Regions from separate parts of the Homo sapiens genome. Here region 2 is linked to region 1. The links are chromatin loops, found by intact Hi-C in ENCODE. Cell type or tissue: MCF 10A. All regions are shown on one strand.

What was found. Peaks named below come from ENCODE experiments on the same cell type or tissue, not always from the same donor. Only the 100,000 strongest peaks of a DNase experiment are listed, where the experiment ranks them.
Region 2: a loop joins it to region 1, with 6 times the contacts of the local background. A loop is called at or near these places in 8 of 110 quality-filtered maps.

The regions. Positions count from the first base shown.
Region 1 is chr3:38,341,994-38,349,993 of GRCh38, forward strand. It overlaps XYLB (xylulokinase), which reads left to right and starts at 4,792. Exons shown (of 19, transcript NM_005108.4): 1 at 4,792-4,932; 2 at 6,557-6,639. The coding sequence starts at 4,876. RefSeq lists enhancers at 4,569-5,400, 5,401-6,232 and silencers at 4,959-5,198, 5,209-5,268. In MCF 10A, CTCF peaks have their summits at 2,014 (motif pointing left) and 4,690; a DNase peak (open chromatin) is centred at 4,768.
Region 2 is chr3:37,970,725-37,978,724 of GRCh38, forward strand. It overlaps CTDSPL (CTD small phosphatase like), which reads left to right. Exons shown (of 8, transcript NM_001008392.2): 6 at 683-775; 7 at 4,985-5,170. Among named protein-coding and RNA genes, the nearest start is that of MIR26A1, 5.3 kb to the left of the region's middle. In MCF 10A, a CTCF peak has its summit at 4,095 (motif pointing right); a DNase peak (open chromatin) is centred at 4,107.

The DNA.
Region 1 (8,000 bases):
AGTGTTCCTATTTCTCCACATCCTCTCCAGCACCTGTTGTTTCCTGACTTTTTAATGATTGCCATTCTAACTGGTGTGAGATGATATCTCATTGTGGTTTTGATTTGCATTTCTCTGATGGCCAGTGATGGTGAGCATTTTTTCATGTGTCTTTTGGCTGCATAAATGTCTTCTTTTGAGAAGTGTCTGTTCATGTCCTTCGCCCACTTTTTGATGGGGTTGTTTGTTTTTTTCTTGTAAATTTGTCTGAGTTCATTGTAGATTCTGGATATTAGCCCTTTGTCAGATGAGTAGGTTGCGAAAATTTTCTCCCATTTTGTAGGTTGCCTGTTCACTCTGATGGTAGTTTCTTTTGCTGTGCAGAATCTCTTTAATTTAATTAGATCCCATTTGTCAATTTTGTCTTTTGTTGCCATTGCTTTTGGTGTTTTGGACATGAAGTCCTTGCCCATGCCTATGTCCTGAATGGTAATGCCTAGGTTTTCTCCTAGGGTTTTTATGGTTTTAGGTCTAACGTTTAAGTCTTTAATCCATCTTGAATTAATTTTTGTATAAGGTATAAGGAAAGGATCCAGTTTCAGCTTTCTACATATGGCTAGCCAATTTTCCCAGCACCATTTATTAAATAGGGAATCCTTTCCCCATTGCTTGTTTTTCTCAGGTTTGTCAAAGATCAGATAGTTGTAGATATGCAGCGTTATTTCTGAGCGCTCTGTTCTGTTCCATTGATCTATATCTCTGTTTTGGTACCAGTACCATGCTGTTTTGGTTACTGTAGCCTTGTAGTATAGTTTGAAGTCAGGTAGTGTGATGCCTCCAGCTTTGTTCTTTTGGCTTAGGATTGACTTGGCGATGCGGGCTCTTTTTTGGTTCCATATGAACTTTAAAGTAGTTTTTTCCAATTCTGTGAAGAAAGTCATTGGTAGCTTGATGGGGATGGCATTGAATCTATAAATTACCTTGGACAGTATGGCCATTTTCATGATATTGATTCTTCCTACCCATGAGCATGGAATGTTCTTCCATTTGTTTGTATCCTCTTTTATTTCCTTGAGCAGTGGTTTGTAGTTCTCCTTGAAGAGGTCCTTCACATCCCTTGTAAGTTGGATTCCTAGGTATTTTATTCTCTTTGAAGCAATTGTGAATGGGAGTTCACTCATGATTTGGCTCTCTGTTTGTCTGTTGTTGGTGTATAAGAATGCTTGTGATTTTTGTACATTGATTTTGTATCCTGAGACTTTGCTGAAGTTGCTTATCAGCTTAAGGAGATTTTGGGCTGAGACAATACTGGCAAACCGAATCCAGCAGCACATCAAAAAGCTTATCCACCATGATCAAGTGGGCTTCATCCCTGGGATGCAAGGCTGGTTCAATATATGCAAATCAATTAATGTAATCCAGCATATAAACAGAACCAAAGACAAAAACCACGTGATTATCTCAATAGATGCAGAAAAGGCCTTTGACAAAATTCAACAACCCTTCATGCTAAAAACTCTCAATAAATTAGGTATTGATGGGACGTATTTCAAAATAATAAGAGCTATCTATGACAAACCCACAGCCAATATCATACTGAATGGGCAAAAACTGGAAGCATTCCCTTTGAACACTGGCACAAGACAGGGATGCCCTCTCTCACCACTCCTATTCAACATAGTGTTGGAAGTTCTGGCCAGGGCAATTAGGCAGGAGAAGGGTATTCAATTAGGAAAAGAGGAAGTCAAATTGTCCCTGTTTGCAGACGACATGATTGTATATCTAGAAAACCCCAAAATCTTATAATATTTTAAGAAAGTTTACTGATTTGTGTTGAGCTGCATTCAAAGCCATCCTGGGCCACATGCAGCCCATGGGCTGCAGGTTGGACAAGCTCGGTCTAGTGAATTCCACCATTACACCTCTCTCATGATCTCTTTCTGTGTCTTTGATAGCCTTCACAGCTCCCTATGTGGGTTCATCTGTCCACTCTGAGCCCTTTCTGTGCAAACTAACCCACTCTTATTGGGAGCTGACATCTGCTGTCAAAAGACAAAATTACAACAAATTTAAAGATCCTAAATGGATTTTATCTGTGATTCTAGAATTGGACAACACCTCATTCTGTACAAAAGAAGGAGTGTTCCAATGATCTGAGCAAAGGATGTATAACCACCCGACAGGTTCACCTTGCCCACTGCCTAGACAGAGCCAATTTATCAAGACAGGGGGACTGCAATAGAGAATGAGTAATTCACACAGAGCCAGCTGTGTAGGAGACCAGAGTTTTATTATTACTCAAATCAGTCTCCCAGAGCATTTGGGAATCAGAGTTTTTAAGAATAATTTGGTGGGTGGGTGGAGGCCAGTGAGTTGGGAGTGCTGATTGGTTGGGTCGGAAATGAACTCATAGGAATTTGAAGCTATCTTCTTGTGCTGAGTCAGTTCCTGGGTGGGGGCCACAAGATCAGATGAGCCAGTTTATGGAGCTGGGTGGTACCAGCTGATCCATCAAGTGCAGGGTCTCTAAAATATCTCAAGCACTGATCTTAGGTTTTACAATAGTGATGTTATCCCCAGGAGCAATTTGGTGATGGTCAGAATCTTGTAGTCTCCAGCTGCATGACTCCTAAACCTTAATTTCTAATCTTGTGGCTAATTTGTTAGTCCTACAAAGGCAGTCTAGTCACAGGCAAGAAGGAGATTTGTTTTGGGAAAGAGCTGTTATCATCTTTGTTTTAAACTATAAAGTAAGTTCCTCCCAAAGTTAGTTCTGCCTATGCCCATGAATAAGCAATGACAGCTTGGAGGCTAGAAGCAAGATGGAATTGGTTAAGTCAGATCTCTTTCACTGTCTCAGTTATAATTTTGCAATGGCAGTTTCATTAGGCCACGTTAACTAACTTCTCTACACCTCAGTTTCTCACTCTGTAAAATGAAGATGGTAAGTTATACGAAGTTCAAAGTGAGTTTATACTGGTAGACATCAGAATAGTGATTGCCTTGGGAGTTTAGGAAGGGTCATGAAGGAAACTTCTGGAGTGGTGGAAATGTTCTGTTTTGATCTCAGTGTTTATATGGGTATATACATACATTTTTAAAAAGTCATTGGCCAGGCACGGTGACTCACGCCTGTAATCCCAGCACTTTGGGAGGCTGAGGCAGGTGGATCACATGAGGTCGGAGTTTGAGACCAGCCTGACCAACATGGTGAAACCCCATCTCTACTAAAAATACAAAATTAGAGCCATACGCAGTGGCTCACGCTTGTAATCCCAGCACTTTGAGAGGATGAGGCAGGCGGAACACCTGAGGTCGGGAGTTCAAGACCAGCCTAACAAACATGGAGAAACCTCGTCTCTACTAAAAATACAAAATTAGCTGGGCGTGGTGGCGGATGCCTGTAATCTCAGCTACTCGGGAGGCTGAGGCAGGAGAATCACTTGAACCCAGAAGGCAGAGGTTTCAATGAGCTGAAATCACGCCATTGCACTCCAGCCTGGGCAACAAGAGTGAAACTCCGTTTCAAAAAAAAAAAAAAATTAGCTGGGTGCGGTGGTGTGCGCCTGTAATCCCAGCTACATGGGAGGCTGAGGCAGAAGAATCAGTTGAACCAGGGAGGTGGAGGTTGCAGTGACCGGAGATCACGCCACTGCACTCCAGCCTGGGTGACAGGAGTGAAACTCTGTCAAAAAAAAAAAAAAAAGTCATCAAGCAGTTAAGATTAGATTAAAATGCAGTAATCTAATCTTAATTAGATTAGATACTTAGATACCTTTATTTAAAATTTTTTAAAAGTGGAGATAATAGTACCTACTTCCCAGCATCATTGTGACGATTAAATGTGCTCAGCAGGTTGCATAATTGTTTCTGATCTAGCTAGTATCCAGTATTTGTCTATTGTCACAGGTGGTGACTGCTGGAGGGGCTGAGTCCCCAATAAGCTGTGAATGTCTTGGAGGACAAGTATGTTGGCCCCTTCTTGTTCTAGCAGTGAAGAGGATCCCATGTAGACTCCAAGCAGCTCAAGTTCAGCAAGGGAGACAGACCATTGCAAGTGCATGAAAAGGGCACTGGTGGGCTGGGAAGTTCGTAGGAGGAGCCTCTCACATGCTGGGTTTGGGGAGGAATTCTGGAAAGCAGTTAGTCTTAGGGACGGGAAGGATGTAGCTGGTGGGACAGGCGCCCTCAGCTCCATGAATAAAAGGAGTGGGTCTGACTCTGGTTCTCATTCCCCTTTACCATGCCTGGCACACATTAGACCATCAATACCAATTGACTCCAGGAAGGAGTGTCTCCCCGTGGGGGCATCAGGAGCCGCTGAGTTTAAATACACAGGTGGGATGTGACACACTGGGAACCATTCAGATTTGCTGGATCTGGATAGGGCTTGTCAGGACTCAGTGCTTCCAACCCCAGGGCCCATTTCCCTGTGGCCCCTGAGTCACCACCATGGGTGGACAGCTGCTCCAGTGCCAAGATACAGCCACAGAGGACGGCAGGCCCAGGGCCTCCAGAAGGACAGGCAGGCTCCCTCTGAAAGACAAGCCGGCTTATAGCTGAAACCTCTGGCCCAGGCGTCCTCTAAGGGAAGCCAGGCGGTGTCAGGGCACGGCCCATGAAGACATAAGATGAAGATGGGGAGAACCAGAGGGGGTGCGCTTCGAAGGAAAGCGGGCTGCGTGGGGGCACCGTCGATTGCACAGGACGCGGTCCCGGCTCGCGTAGCCCCGCAGGCGGCGCCAGAGCGCAAGCCCGCCTCGTGACTCCGGTCCACAGTCCGGCCGGGCGGAGCTAGGGGCGGGCCCCTGCGTCTCTGGGCGCTGGAGCGCGGCGACTATCACGCCGCGTGGCGGACGGACGGACTGACGGACGCGCAGCCTTACCCGAAAGGCCATGGCGGAGCACGCCCCTCGCCGCTGCTGCCTGGGCTGGGACTTCAGCACGCAGCAGGTACAGTCGCCTGGCCGCAGGGCCACGGGGCCGCCTCCTCCGCTTCGGTGGGGGTAGGGGGCGGGCTGTCACCCGGACGCGGGAAAACATGGGCCCGGCCGCGGGCGCGCCTACCTCTCGGGCTTCCCGGGGCCCCCGCGCCCCTGCCCTGCGCGCGGCCGTGGGGCGCCGGTGCCCTCGCCCGGAGATGCCCTGCCAATGCCACCCGCTCGCAAGATGCGGCCTCGACCCCGCCTGGACCCAGCTACCCCAGGAAACTGCAGGCGCTCCTCGGCAGGACCCCCGGTGCCCAGAGGGGCCGGAGGACTCGGCGGGTTCCTGCGCTGTTCTGGGCACCCAGTGACGGGGATCCGAAGGAAGTCAGCTACTGTAAGGCAGGGGAACAGACAGGCGGGTAGCCCTGCGCACATGCACAACCAGTGACCTGGAAGCAGATTATAGCCCAAAACCTTTTTTTAAAAATTGAAATGGCCCAGGCCTGGTGGCTCTTGCCGGTAATCCCAGCACTTTGGGAGGCCGAGGCGAGTGGATCGCTTGAGCCCAGGAGTTCGAGACCAGCCTGGGCAATATGGAGAAACCCCGGTCTCTACCAGAAAATACAAAAATTAGCCGGGCATGGTGGAGCACACCTGTAGTCCCAGTTTTTCTGGAGGCTGAAGCGGATCGCTTGAGCCCAGGAGGTGGAGATTGCAGTGAGCTAAGATGGCGTCACCGGTCTCCAGCCTGGGCGACAGAACGGGACCCTGTCTCAAAAAAAAAAAAAGAAAAAAGTGAAATGCATAGTGTACAAGTGGACTTTACCCTGTGACCGCCCTTCGTTGACACCAGCTTGCCTGGTCTGTGCACCCAGGACTGCTGGCCAGAGGAGCAGTGTGCTGCTGCCAACGCCCTGCAGACAGGCAAGCAAATCAAAATTTGCCTTCAAAGAGGGCATGGGGTGACCGGGGGCACCTTTTCCTTTAAAGTACTTGGGAAATATACACAGTTGCAGTCAAACCCCTCTTCTCGAATGGGTCAAGGGAGGCAGGCCTCTGGCCAGTCCTTGGGGGAACGTCCTGTGGGACTCTGGATGACTCGAGTTGCCTTGCTGGACCTCAGTTTTCCCATCTGTCCAGGAAAGGAGTTATACTCCCAAGCTTGGAGATTGCTTCAGTGGGACATTAATGTCTCTGGACCACAATCATGGCCTGTGAGAATAGCCCATGGCCTTGCCTGGTCTCAGGCCTCTGCAGACATGGATCCCCAGAGATGCCTCCAAACCTTGCTTCCCATTCCTTCCTCTCTGGCACTTTCTCCCGCCTCCTTGTCAGGTGCACGAACCAACTCATCTGTGAACATCTTCCTCTAGAGGGTCTTGGCTTTGGCTATTTGGGGAACAAAGATTCCTTGAGACATGTGGGTGTTCCTACTTAGCCTCAGTTTCTTCATTTTACTAAATCTTTGAGTGTTACCCCAGATGAGTCCTCTGTTACCACGATTACGGTGAGGCAGCCCTGCCTTCAAGGAGGTCTCTAGGTTGAACTGCTCCTAGGGTGTGGGGCCTCATCTGGTGACGTTAGTACCCCCTGGACCAGTGTAGAAGCTGAGGAAAATTCTACACTTCCTTTTTTAAAATGCCTTTCAGGTAAAGGTTGTTGCTGTTGATGCAGAGTTGAATGTCTTCTATGAGGAAAGTGTGCATTTTGACAGAGATCTTCCAGAATTTGGGTATGTACTTGATGTGCATGTGTGTGTGATGGGGGTGTTGGTTTTGGGGTCCTCCCGCAAACTTTTGTATTCGCAGACCGCACTGTTGAGGCTTTGCCAAATACAGGAGTGGTGGTCTCGGCAGACCTTTCAAGCATCTTTTTTTCCTATACCTAGAGTGCCATCTCCCCCATTTCTTCCTAATTCCATTCATCCATTCATGAAGTAAGCATCAGTTGAGACCTACTTTGTGCCAGGTGCTAGGACCTGATGGCGAAACAAAAAGAGAAAGCTCTCCCAGAGCTTCCCACTGAGTAGTGGAGACTGGTATCAAACAAAGAATCTCACAAAAGAGTGTTTCATTATAAACTCTGAGAAGGCCTCTGAAGGAAAGGAACTCACTTCTCCAAGTGCTTATTATAAAGGAATGTGACTCAGACTTGGGAGGGGAAGTCCCAGAGCGTCTCTAGGGAAGTGGTGCTTAAGCTAGAGATCAGAGTGAGTGAAGTTAGCCAAGCGATGGAAGGGAAGTTGGCCAGGTGATGGAAGAGCATTCCAGGCAGAAGGAACAACATGTGCGAGGGCCCTGTGGCAAGAAAGAGCATGGTTCATTCCTTCATGCAATTGAAGAAAGCCAATGATGCTGGGGAGCAGAGAGAGGCGGAGGCTGGTCAGAGCTCCATAGGCCATGGTATAGAGTTTGTCTTTATTCTAAAAGCTATGGTCAGCCACTAAGGGCCATAAGGGGTAGGGGTATGGGTGAGGTATGAATGACAGGTTGTATTTTTGTTTTGAAAATATCTCTCTGGGGGCATTGGGAGAACAGATTCGGAGCATTGCTGGAATGGACGTGGGGAACTATTAAAGAGGTTTTTGCTGGTCATTCAGGTATGAAATGATGGATAGGAGAGAGCTGAGTAGTAAAATGGACAGGTCCTGTTACAAAATTGAATGTGAGATGTAAGGGTGGGATTTCTGGCTGTCCTTCAGAGTGGATGTTGGACTGTGGGAAAGAATGAGTTTTGGAGAGAAAGATCATGAGTTCAGCTTGGGCTGCCATAACAAGGTACCATAGACTGGGTGGGTTAAAGAGCGGAAATTTATATTCTCACACATCTGGCCGTTAGGAGTCTAAAATCAAAGTGCTGGGAAGATTGGTCTCCTCTGGGACCTCTCTCCTTGGCTTGCAGGTGACCACTCTCTTGCTGTGTCTTCACATGGTGGTCACTCGGTGCAGGAGTGCTTGGTGTCTCTGTCATCTGTATCCTAATCTTCTTATAAGGACATGAGTCATACTGGATTAAGGCCCATTCTAATGACTTCATTTTAACTTAATTGCCTTTTTAAAGGCCCTGTCTCCAAATAATCACAATCCAAGGCCC
Region 2 (8,000 bases), 370 kb before region 1:
GGCTACTCTTTGCACCCCTCTGCTCAGAGACCCCTCCTGATGGATTATGTCTGGGGTCCAGGAATAGCGATGGTTTCACATCCCCTGAAACATACCAAGCCCACCCTTTATGGTGTCATAGACAGCTTCCCAAGCTGACAAGGAAGCCCCTTCTTGCAGCTTTGCTGGGCCTGTGCTTCAACCCCAGACCTTCCTAGTAAGGGGGATGTCCATCCAGAACAGAAGGTGGCAGCCGGAGCAATCCCAGACCTGCTGGGCAATATGCTGGGCCTGGACCTCTGAAAGGACAACACCCAGACCGTGGCCCGTGCCCACACAGGTCCTGACCCTCAGCAGGTGCCAAGAAACACACGTGAAATGAATGAGTCATTACACACAAACATGGTACAACCCTTCCATTTGCTGGCCCTGAATATCCCCAAGACCCTCACACCATGGTCAGCTTCTCTTTTTCCCTTAGGAGGGGCGTCTGCAGTGAACTCAGACCTGGAGCCCTGTCTGAGGAGTGCCACGTCTGACTCCATAGCCCCTCATACAGTCTAGGCCTCTGCCTGCTATGCATAGACCTGGGGGAGGGAGGCAGGAACCTTTGTAGCAATTCTTCCTACAGTGGGCATTTGGGCCCCAGGCCATCCCCAGCAACTGCCACATCTGACCAGCCTGCTGTCTCCTGCCATTGCAGGTGTATGTGCTGAAGCGGCCACATGTGGACGAGTTCCTCCAGAGGATGGGGCAGCTTTTTGAATGTGTGCTCTTTACTGCCAGCTTGGCCAAGGTGAGTCCTGCTTCCCAGCCCCACACTCCCAGCCTGGTACTCCCAGCCCCTCCACCCCTACCCCCAATCTGTCAAGCAGCCCTTTGTTTTGGTGGGGGAAGCCATTTCTATGGTGACAGGTTCCCACCCCAGATGGGATGGATGCAGGCCATGTGCATGGTGCCAGTCTGAAAGCCTTCTGGGTTACCATGGTGACAGGGAGCACTTAGAACAAATGCTCCATGAAGTTGCTGTGTGCAGCCACCTGAAGCTGGGTGTCCACAGTCCAGAGAATCACAAACAGGTCCAGTGTAATGGACAAAGGATGGTGTACCCCTCAACCATTGACTGTCAGCCAACTGCTAGAGGCCCCTGTGTCCTTGGGTTTTGCTTTCACAGATTTGAGGGAGAAGCAAGTGAGAGATAAGTGTTGGACACTCACCCACATGCTTGGGCTGAATGAGAGTTCCAACTGCCCTAATGAGCTGTATGATCTGAGGCAAGTTACTTCACTTCTCATGTCAGTTTCTTCTATAAATTGGGGATAATTCCAGCTACCTTGTGGCTAGATCACATGAAATAACATATGTAAAGGACTTAGCACAGTGTCTGGCTCACATACAGCAAGTATTCATTGAGCACTTGCTGTGTTCCACATACTGTGCTGGGCATTGTCACATGATAAGCACTCCTGATGTTCATTATTTTGTGTTACAATTATTTGTTGATGATGATAGGCCGGGCGCGGTTGCTCATGCCTGTAATCCCAACACTTTGGGAGGCCAAGGAGGGCGTATCACCTGAGGTCAGGAGTTCAAGACCAACCTGGCCAACATGGTGAAATCCCGTCTCAAAATACAAAAATTAACTGGGCATGGTGGCGGGCATCTGTAATCCCAGCTACTCGGGAGGCTGAGGCACGAGAATTGCTTGAACCCAGAAGGCAGAGGTTGCAGTGAGCCAAGATCATGCCACTGCACTCCACCCTGGGCGACAGTGACTCCGTCTCAAAAATATATATACATATATTTATTGGTGATGATAAAATCATTCAGACATATCTTGATCCTAAAGCTTGATATGAATCTGACCTAAAATCTACACTGGCTCTGATCAAATAGAATGGTTTCTTTGTCCTCTCCACTGTTTAAGGAAACTAGCAGGTTCCCAAGCCTCCCAGTATGGTTTAGTCTCCCCCTTCACAGGTGTGGCAGGGTGCCTGTGCTGTGTGGGGCAGGCAGGGTAGGCCTTGCTTCTCCCAGGAGATCTTTGCCTTGACCATTTCCCAAACTCTGACTCTGATGGGGCTGACACCATCCATTTGTTGGTAGCACCACAGTTGTCTCCATGGGCATCTCAGGGACCCTGAGTGGTCCCAAAGATGAGTTTTCTGGGGCCCAGGTTAACCATTTGCCTGTCTCCAGGACATCACACAGTAGCTTCCTCCGCCATGTCCTGCTTCTGGACGGTGCCCTGATGCCCATACTCCCTTCTCTTCCTCTGCATGTTCCACTGCTTTGCTGGCCTGGCCATTGCTGGTTGGGTCCATCTCTGTGATGATTGAGGGGCGGGAGAGCCCCACTTGCACAAATGCTGCCAGACTTATCACCAGGCCTTAGAGCATGAACCAGTGGAGTGGGATTCAAAATCCTCGTCCTTATTTTTGCATTTCAAAAAGAGAACAAGGCCTCAGGGAAAATAGAGTCTTCCCCAGTGGGTAATCTTTCAGATGAGTGGTACCAAGATTAATTGTTATCTGTAGCATCAGTGGCTCTTCCAACAGTGCTCTGGGATGCTGAAGGGCCTGAAGTAATAACCAAAGAAATAAACAAGAAGATTGCACCAATAGCAGTGAAGTGAGAGCTGTTTTTTGTTTGGGAAAATTGAGAACACTCTTCCTTGGCATTGTCCCCAGCATTTGCTTAAACATCCTTGTTCGGTTACTCTTCCTGGATGGCTCCCACCTGCCCCACCATCTGTCTCTTCAACCCTTCTCTTGCTGCTACTCCAGCCTTGCTGAGCCGAATCAGCTCCCACGTGCAGCCTTCCACCCTCTTTCCTCGCTGAGGTACATGTCCTGCTGATGGGTGGTCATGCCCCTGTCCTTGGCTCTGGACTCGGCTTCCAGCCAGCAGTAGTGGTGCAGTGGACCTCCTTGCCTGCTGCCCAGGAGCCCGCAGGAACCTCAAGCTGACTGTCGTAGCCTTTCAGTATCTGCTTCATTGTCATTCCTTCCTTCATTCACCCAGCAAATATTTACTTAGTACCTATTGTGTGCCAGGCACAGTACTAAATACTGGGGATATAGCAAAGAAAAAAAGAGACAAAGTCCCTCCCCTTGTGAAGCTTACATTCTTCACATTCATTCTCTAAGGCCTGGAGGCCTCAGACTCAGACACTCTTGAAAGATAGGTGCTACCACAAGTGTTCATGATTATGAGGAAATAGATCATCTTTTTCCATTTAGAGCAAGCTTGTCCAGCCTGTGACCCACAGGGCGCGTGCAGCCCAGGACAGCTTTAGACGTGGCCCAACACAAATTCGTAAACTTTCTTAAAACGTTAGGAGATTTTTTTTAAAGCTCATCAGCTATTGTTAGTGATAGTGTATTTTATGTGTGGCCCAAGACAATTCTTCTTCCAATGTGGCCCAGGGAAGCCGAAAGATGGGATACCCCTGATCTGGACTCAGTTGCCTACAACCCACCCACGTGGCCCCTGGTTAGCCTCACCAGCAGATGACTGTAGTGCCCTGAGCTCTCACCTCCCTTGGCCAGTAGGAAACACAGCTGCTCCTGGACTCTGCCTCCTACAGGATGTCCTTGGAGAGGAGAGGATGTTCCCACGGAATCATAGCTGCTGCTTGCAGCTTTGCAGCCCACGTCCCACAGCTGTGCTGGCACTTGCTCTGCACTCCACTACTGGCCTTCCCAGCGCCACCAGCCACAGGTGCTCTCTGCCTCCCTGGCAGAGTCACTGGGTCCCGCTGATGCCTGGTTGTACCCCTTACTTGGTCTTGGTGCAGGGGCCTGGCCTCGTGTCAGGCTTGGCAACTGCTCCTGTTTCTTCCAGGCCTAGCCACTCAGTATGGCCCACTCTTTTAGGTATCTTCAGTTATGAGGATTTTCTCTCAGAAACCCCTTTATTTCTTTCTCCAAGCCTGCTTTGGGGGAAATTTCCTAGGTCATGAGAGAGGGCCAGGCAGGATGATCCGCAACTGTGAGCTGGGCTCAAACTCCCATCCAGCTCCTGGGCTTCAAGGAAGTGGATGGGCATCTATGGGAGTGGACGGCTGGGCACCATCCTGTCACTCAGGGGCTGGTCTGGCCCAAGTGCCCAGAGGACCTCTAGGGGGCAGTGTCATGCCATTCAAGACACATTGGAGCCAGCTCATTCATTCAGTGGTGAAATTCATGTTTACTGAGCCCCTCTTGTGGTAGATACTCTGGGAGGTGCTAGGGATGTGGTGGTGGGGATGTTTCAGGCCTGGGCCCTGACAAGGAGAGAGGAAATCAAGCAATCCCACATAGTACTCCACTCTGTGAGGGAAACAACCCAGAAAGGAAGATAGATGTGGCTCTAGGTGGATGGGAGAGGAAGTCAAGACCTGAAAAACCAGGAGACAGATGTTCTGCAAAGAGCTGGGGAGAGAATGCATGCAGAGGGAACACTGGTACAAAGGTCCTGACCATACTCAAAGCCAGTGTGGCTCCAGGGGCTCCAGATGGAGCTCATTCAGCTGTGCCATGTGGGACGCAGCAGTGAGGAACGTGGGCCTTACTCCAAGTGCGGTGTGTAGACAGTGGAGAGTTTTCAGCAGAGGAGTGACATGATGGCACATATGTTTTCCAGTGGCCACTCTGACAGCTTCTAGGTGAATGGGCTAGAAAGGAGGCCCCGTGGGAAAGACAGGTTTTTCACGAGGCTCACACAGCCATCCCAGGCCAGAGATTCGAGGCCCAGGCTAAGGGTGGTGGCAATATAAATAGATGCAAATGGAGTCAGGCTATCTTTGGAGATGAAACTGACAATTCCTGATGGTTGGATGTGAGAGAAATGGAAGAATCCAGTGCCATCTTATGTACACGGAGAGGAAAATAACCAGGATCCTAAGACACATCTAATTATTAAATCCATTTTTAAAAAACGTAATCTGGATCTTGCTGCTGTAGTTCAGGGTTTGGGGGGCTCTTTTAAACACCCAGCCTTCATTGTGACACGTCTTTTCCAGTATGCAGACCCTGTGGCTGACCTCCTAGACCGCTGGGGTGTGTTCCGGGCCCGGCTCTTCAGAGAATCATGTGTTTTTCATCGTGGGAACTACGTGAAGGACCTGAGTCGCCTTGGGCGGGAGCTGAGCAAAGTGATCATTGTTGACAATTCCCCTGCCTCATACATCTTCCATCCTGAGAATGCAGTAAGTGGCCCCAAAGAAAGAAAATGTCGTGCTCCATCTGAGCCCTCTGTCTTGCCAGGCAGGTACCACTTTTGAGCACCTACACAAGAAGGTCTCTGGGCCTTTTCCTAATGAAATCCCAGCTCTGCCATTTAGCAGTTGCGTGTCATTGACCAAGTTATTTAACCTCACTGAGCCTCGGTTGCCTCATCTGTCAAATGGGAATTATAGGAATGCTGATCTCATAGGATCATTGGAGGTTGCAGTGTGGCAATATATAAAAAGCACTTAGAATAGTGCTTGAGACTGGTAAATGCTCTATAAGCCTGTATCGTCTTATTGACATTTTTAGTATTGTTATTGACAAGGGTTCTGCTGGCAGTAACCTCCTGGAGCCAGCTACTGCGTAGGACTTCATGACCCCTGTAGACTAAGGAGGCCTGGTTGATCTCTTTAACAGAAGTATTTCTTAAGAATGAATAGGCCAGGTGTGGTGGCTCACACCTGTAATCCCAACCCTTTGGGAGGCCGAGGCAGATCACAAGGTCAGGAGATCGAGACCATCCTGGCCAACATGGTAAAACCCTGTCTCTACTAAATACAAAAAATTAGCCAGGCGTTGGTGGCACGCACCTGTAGTCTCAGCTACTCGGGAGGCTGAGGCAGGGCAATCACTTGAACCCGGGAGGCGGAGGTTGCAGTGAGCTGAGATCCCACCACTTCACTCCAGCCTGGCGACAGATGGAGACTCCGTCTCAAAAAAAAAAAAAAAATGAATAAAACACTTCAATAAGGTCTTCAAATAAGACTGCCAAGCTTTGCTACCTCATCATGATGTCTAAAAAGCACCCATTGGGAACATTTCATTCATAAAGCTCCCTGGACCATGGCAGCTCTCGGTGCCTACTCACTGGGTGCAGCACAACTCTCAGGGCAAGAAGGACTGCCTTCCTGCCTGCTGCCTGACACTTCCAGGGGAAAAGAGGCCAACCAGGGCCTCTGGTGACTGCTGACCCCTCAGTCTCTGCCACATCAGGCCCCTAGACCAGGCATTTTTCCCTGGAGAGGATGCTTCCTCTCAAGCACAGGCTTCTCAGATTCTACAAAAGCCTGCAAAGTCCTTTCCTTGAATCCAGAACTCTGCAGTCTCGCTTATAACCAAAAAAAATTCAAACTCAATTAATTTGGCTAGTGTGGAATCATTATTTGAATAAATACTCCAAATGTATTTCTATGTAAATGTGTTCATTTTACTGAGTAAATCAAATTCAACATAATATATTTGGTAACGTGTCTCTAACAGATAAGGATTGCTTTTTAATATAATCACAAGTCACGGTCAGATCTGACAAAGTAACAGTTTCTTACATTGTCTAATATCCAGACTGTGTTCATATTGTCCCTATCATCTCGAAGTGTTGTGCATTTGGAGTATTTCAATCGGGATCCAAAAAGATCCATGCATTGCTTTGGTTACTATGTCTCTTCATTCTTTTGCAATCTTAACACGTCTCCCTTTCCTCCCCTTTTCTCTTTTATGCCATTTATTTGTTGAAGAAGCCCTGGTGTTTTGTCTTGTAGAAATCTCCTACATTCTGGATTTGTCCAGCTGCTGTCTTGTGATGATGTTTAATATGTTCTTATAGCCACCTTATATCCTCTAAACAAGTAATTAGAGCTCTACTGCTTGATTAGATTCGATTTTTTTTTTTTTTGCAAGAATATATCATAGAGGCCAGATGCAATGGCTCACACCTATAATCCCAGCACTTTGGGAGGCCCAGGCAGGTGATCACTTGAGCCCAAGAGTTTGAGACCAGCCTGGGCAACATGGCAAGACCCCATCTCTTAAAAAAAAAAAAATTAGCCAGACGGGGTGGCAGACACCTGTGGTTCCACTGTCGTTCCAGCTACTTGGGAGGCTGAGGTGGGAGGATCTCTTGAGCCCAGGAGGTCGAGGCTGCAGTGAGCCATGTTCATGCCACTGCACTTCAGCCTGAGTGACAGAGCAAGACCCTATCCCAAAAAAAAGAAGAAAAAAATAATACATCATGGGTATTATACGCTTATGAAGATATCATATCAAGGAGGCATAAAATGTCAGGTTAGCCCACTTTTAAAGATTTAAAATTCATCATTGGGTTCAGGTGGTGTTAGCCTGATCCATCTATTATAAAATTCTCCCATGAACCTTTCACCTCATAATTTTAGCAGTTGTTGGTGATCATTGTCTACACCCACTATTTCATGAGGAATTGCAAAATGGCAATTTCTATTTTCAGACTAATGAGTTGGTGTTCTAGCGGCCTCCAAAAGTAGCCAATAATTTTTTTTTAGTATCATTATGAACTCATGGATTTGTTGTAGTTTCAGTCCATTTATTATTCTTTTGCATGCTCTAATTTTCACCTTTGGCTATGGACACTAATAACAAGTCTTTGATATAGGTTGAATATTCTTTATCTAAAATGCTTGGTACCAGAAGTGTCTTGGATTTTGGATTTTTTAGGATTTTGGAATATTTGCATATACATAATTGGATATCTTGGGGATGGAACCAAGTCTAAACATGAAATTCATTTCTGTTTTATGTACAGCTTATACACATAGCCTAAAGGTAATTTTATACAATATTTTTTATAATTTGGGGACACTAAATAAACTGTGTATCATGTGCCTGTGTTTTCACTACCACCTGGCACACGAGGTCAAGTGTAGAATTTTCCACTTGTGGTGCCATTGCTCAAAAAATTTTGGATTTTGAGGCATTTCGGGACTCAGATTTTTCAGATTAGGGATGCTCAACCTGTAGCTTCCTTACTTTCTTAAACAACAAGATGTTCCAGGCTCA